Regions from separate parts of the Homo sapiens genome. Here region 2 is linked to region 1. The links are chromatin contacts, found by Hi-C or POLR2A ChIA-PET in ENCODE. All regions are on one chromosome and are shown on one strand. Each heading gives the region's core, a stretch centred on a gene start or an enhancer-like site at or near the end of the contact. The rest is flanking DNA. Distances are from core to core; before and after follow the strand shown. Region 1 holds the start of PIM2 (Pim-2 proto-oncogene, serine/threonine kinase). Region 2 has its middle 16 kb from the start of SUV39H1.

The links. A loop is a pair of places that touch in the nucleus more often than their neighbours do. ChIA-PET counts read pairs that join two places held with the same protein, here RNA polymerase II (POLR2A). Pooled maps may share reads with other maps.
Region 2: a pooled map shows a loop between it and region 1 (3-fold over the local background). The contact joins the enhancer-like site here to the promoter of PIM2 in region 1. A Hi-C loop is called at or near these places in 1 of 168 maps with a recorded cell type or tissue (naive thymus-derived CD4-positive, alpha-beta T cell) and 5 of 50 pooled maps. POLR2A ChIA-PET finds 5 or more read pairs at or near these places in 1 of 52 experiments (activated naive CD4-positive, alpha-beta T cell).

The regions. Positions count from the first base shown.
Region 1 is chrX:48,917,738-48,920,295 of GRCh38, forward strand. PIM2 (Pim-2 proto-oncogene, serine/threonine kinase) reads right to left here and starts at 1,287. Exons shown (of 6, transcript NM_006875.4): 1 at 1,037-1,287; 2 at 799-908; 3 at 44-94. The coding sequence starts at 1,097. RefSeq lists silencers at 1,064-1,203, 1,294-1,533.
Region 2 is chrX:48,711,759-48,714,316 of GRCh38, forward strand. No RefSeq gene overlaps it. Among named protein-coding and RNA genes, the nearest start is that of SUV39H1, 16 kb to the left of the region's middle. RefSeq lists an enhancer at 1,320-1,614. Within about 2 kb of position 1,278, at least 4 of the 41 ENCODE cell types and tissues checked have a DNase peak (open chromatin) inside an H3K27ac peak, as active enhancers do.

The DNA.
Region 1 (2,558 bases), core at 37-2,536:
GTGATGGAGTAGGTAGGTTAGGAAGGGCTCCGAAGGTACTCACCAAGGGGGACCAGCCCAGCACACGATTCCGGGGAATCACTTTGATGGCCACCTGGAGAAGAAGGCCGTGATAAGGAGGCCAGCAGGTGATCCCCAGACCCCTCCCAGTCTAGACCTTCTGCCTACCTCCAGTATTCCTCCATCTACCAGCACTCTAGTCTTTCTGGTCCCCAACCACAGCACCCCACAGAACGCGTACCAGGGCGTCTCCCCTGCCCTCCAGGTCCTCGGAACCAAGTTTATCTCTCCCACCTTCCTTAGCCCTGGGCTCTCCGTTCTCAGGCATCAGGACTCATCACTCCAAGTCCTGAGTTCTAGATTTCCTGATACCCCAGGCCCACAATCTTCCTATTTAGCTCTACGACACCCCAACTCTGTACCAGGGTCCTGGTCCGCATGACTCCACACTGGACACCTACCTCCAAAAGTCCCACAAATCTCACATCTAGGTCCCTGCTTTCCCACACATACACAGCCTGGACCCCGGGGTCAAGGAACTCCGGAATCTGAAGCCCCCTGCCCCCCCCCCCCGCCCATAACCTCCTAGACCGACACACACACGCGCACGCACACACACCTGGCCCTCTACACACACTGCAGGCTCACTCCTCGGACACGGACACGGACACACACACACACACACCTGGTCCTCTACACACTCTGCAGGCTCACTCCTCGGTCAACCAGCATTCCAGGGCCAGGACCCCCGCCCCCGCCACACGCACCTGACCCTCCCAAGACCCTCATGACGGATACCTGGAGTCGATCTGTGAGGCGGTGTCCTGCGAAGACGGTGCCAAAGCCCCCCTTACCCAGGAGGGGGCCGAGTCGATACTCGGCCTCGAACGCTTCCCGATCCTTGCCTCCTACGCAGGCGGAGGCGAGGAAGTCAGGGTGGCGGCGTGCTGAGCCCAGCCACGACTCCCTCCCCCCGCGCTGCAACCCATCATTCCAGCCCACCCCGTCTGGTTGCAGTAGGGGAGGATGTACTCACCTGGCGGCGGCGTGGGGGTCCCGGGGGGCGCGGGAGGCCCCTGTAGAGGCTTGGTCAACATGGAGGTGGCGCTGCGCAGATTGAGCCCACTGAACCCGCTAAGCCCGCAGGGCGTGGACGCCCGGGGCAGCGCAGCTGGGGAGCCAGGGCTGGGGGGCGCCAGGGTGGAAAGCAGAGAAACTGGTGGCCCGGAAGCGCCCGCAGACGGCGCAGCGTTGAGATTCGCCGCGCGCGCCAGCCCCAATGCTACTGAGCCTGGGCACGCGCCTCCCGGGAGAGTCACCCTGGGCGACAGCCCCGCCCACCTGGCTTTGATCAATCCGGACGCGGCACCTGCTGTACCACAGCCAATCGGAGCCAGTTCTTATTTGCATACCACCCTCATCGTTTCAAGGGCCCCCTTATGCAAATACACGCTCGGTTCTTCCGAGGAGGCGGGGCCTGCATGTAAATGAGGGGGCTTGAGGTGGGGCTCACACCAAGAGGAAACCGGTTCTGGGAATCCCTTTGCAGCACCGCGCTTGTTTTGGTTGTTGCGCGGGGTTGTTGTTGGTAGTGGTGGCGGTGTGTGTGTGTATTTACACTTAAAAAATAACTGCGCAGTATCCTTTCCTGGGAAGTTGGTTTGCCGCCGCTGCCTGGATATTAGCACAGAGATAGCGCCAGGCCGGGCTTCTAAGAATTCGCGCTTGTGGCTATCCAAGACTCCGTCTCGAAAGGTGCTTGTCGGACTCCTTCACCGGAGTCCTCCAGGCGACTGGCGGCCTTCACTGGAAAGCTGAGGCCAGGGCCCTGGAAATATCTGGTAGCCAGGGAGGGGGAACCCCTACCATCAACGCCACGGGTGTGCATTGGTCAAAGGCAGCATTGCCTGGTGAGTGTTTATTGGAGCTTTTAACCCTGAGCCCTGGGCCCAGTCAGCAAGTCTAGAATCTAGAACAGCAGGGGGTGGTTCTTGGGGGATGGGGGTGAGCCCAGAGTGGTGGTGGCATGGGGCTGCTCTTGGAGTTGAGAGAGGCAAGGACTGAGAGACATGATAGAGGCTGCTAGAGAAGTGGCAACTCTCAGACACAAATTTGTGAAAAACAGCCAGAAAAGGCGCCACACCCCAGGAAGAAAAATGCACTCCAAAGACACATGAATGCCAAGATATACACAAACACATACTGTCAGACACATTCACAGAAACGACCTAGATACACATGCAGCCAGAGACTGACATACACTTTCAGGCAAGCACACTGTCAGAAAAATAGTTATGTCCTAGAATGACACCCAGAGATACACTGTTACAGAAAGGCACTCACGCAGACCTACATTTGCCATGTGATGACACAGAAATGTCCCGTCACACTGGCAGAACTTGTCACAAACACACTGTCACCATCAGATATGCACTGTCACAGCAAGACTTGTACTGTCCCAGAAATGAGAGACGCAGAGTCTGTCACAGGAAGATGCACAGATGCTCCAGGGACACACATGCACTGCTCTGAAGGCAGACATGTACTGATGTGATAGA
Region 2 (2,558 bases), core at 28-2,527, 210 kb before region 1:
CCCCAAAATAGCTCACAGCCTTTATACACCGAGACAGATCCCCAAACAGCTCAGAGGCCCCACAGACCTGAAAGTGTGGACATAAACCCTCTATAGAGCTTAAAGACTTCACACCCTATGACAAAAACCCTGAGGAACTGAGATCACACCCCCTGGACACGGACCCCAAACAGCTTAGAAACCTCATATCCTAGGCTCAGACCCCCAAACAGTTCGGAGTCTTCCCACTCTAAACGCAGACCTCTAAATGCTTAAGGAATATCACATCCTGGACTCAGTCCTCAAAACCATTCATGGAACTTGCCCTTTGTCCTTATCCGGAAAGATTTCAGATGGCTGATAGTCATGGACACAGATCACCAAACAGCTTTGAAACCTTTGTGCAAAGTTGGCCACAAACAGTAGAGACACTTCATAACTGGAACACAGACCCAAAACGGCTTAGGACCTCACATTGTGGACACAGGCTCCCAAATGACTCAGAGAACTTCTAACCTGGGAGACAGACATGAAAACAGTTCAGAGATATCACATCCTGGCTAAGTATGCCCGCACAGCTCAAGCACCTCATATTATGGGACACAAACCCTCAAAGAGTTAACCTCACAACCTGAAAAGTAAACCCACAAACATGCCAAAGACCTCACACAGCAGACAGACAATGCAAAAATGCTCAGAGTTGACAAACTTTACACCCTAGGATACAGACCCCTTAACAGCCGAGTGACCCAGTGACATACAACCCGGGCATAGACCCCCAAATACTAGAGAGACGTCAGAAACTGATAACAGAACCCCAAACTGCTCAGAGACCCCAAACCCTAGAACCAGACCCCTAATAAGTCACAGACCTCATACCCTGGGACTGAGACTCCCTCAACAGGAACTGTCTCACTCTTGGAAACATAACAGTTGAGGGACCTCAACACCAAGGAATACAGAGATCAGAGATCTGACACTTTGGGACACAGAGGGTGAAGCACTCCAGAGGCTTGAAACAGTAAAAAGACATTATTAGTACAAAGACATCAGACTCTGGAAACAGATCCTGAAACTGCTCAGGAAAATCAACCCTAGGACAAAACCCACGGCATCACAGATAACTCATTTGTTGGGACATTGGCTCAAAACAGTTTGGCGGTGATACTCAAATACATCAGAGTTCTCATACAAGGGTACAAACACCTCACACCTGAAAAGAGAGACTGCTAAATAGTTCAGAGACATCATACTCTGCACAGGAACCACCAGAGAGTTAAGAAATTTCACACCTATAGACCTTCAAACAACTCAGAAAACTCACTCACTGGCGCACACACACCCATTACAAGCTCAGAGACCTTAACCCTGGAACAAACCCCTAATGAGTCAGATATATCAAACCCCGGGACTGAGCCCTCTGAAAAGGAACAGAGACTTCACGCCTGAAAATATATCCCAAACAGGTCAAGGGACTTTGAAACCAAAAGAGCTCAGGGACCACGTATCCTAGGACACCAGTGGACAAACAGCTCAGAGACCTCACAAGGTAAACACAGTCCGCAAAACAGCCCAGTGAACTCACCCCCCTGGAATGTAGACCAGAAAAAGCGCAGAACCCTCGCATTCAGGATTCAGAATCCTTCTGAGACTTAGGGTATAGACCCCAAAATATATTTCAGAGAATTAATATGCTGGATGCAGAGTATCAACTAATTCAGAGGCCTCAAATTGTGGGACGTACACACCCAAAGAGATCAGAGAACTCACATCCTGGACATACACCAACAAACAGACCAGGGACCTCAACCCTGTGACATGTGCGCGCGCGCGCGCACACACACACACACACACACACACAGCTCAGAAAATCCAAATTCTAGGAAACACACACCCAAAAAGAACGGGGACCTCACATCCTGTGACATACTCACAGAAAGATCAAAAACCACACAAGCTGAGATATACACCCACAAATATTTCAGAGAACTAACATCTGGGGCCTTATACCCACAAACAGATCACAGAACTCAGTCCCTGAGACATATACACATAAAAATACCAGACACTTCACATGCCAGGACATATACCCATGAATAGATCAGAGCACTCACACCTTGGGAAATAAACCAAAGACTACATCAGGGACCTCACATATTACTTGAGGCACACACTCACAAAGAGACCAGAGACTCAATTCCTGGGACATAAACCCAAACACCTCAGAGATCTCGCATGCTGGGACAAAGAAAGAAAGACAGGTCAGAACCTCACAACCTGGGACACAGAGCCACAAACAGATCAGAGATTACACACTGTTGACAAACATACAGGAACAGATCAGAACCCTCACATCCTGAGACATACAACCACAAGGAGATCAGAGAGCTCACATCTTGACATACACCCATAACCAAACTAGACTTGACATTCTGGTACGCTGACCCTCAAAGAGATCAGAGAATTCATACCCTTGGACTTACACCCACAAATAAGTAATAGACCTTGCAGGCTAGAAATACACATAGAGCCTGTCATCCTGGAACATAAACCCAAAAAGAGGCCAGAGAATTTACGTC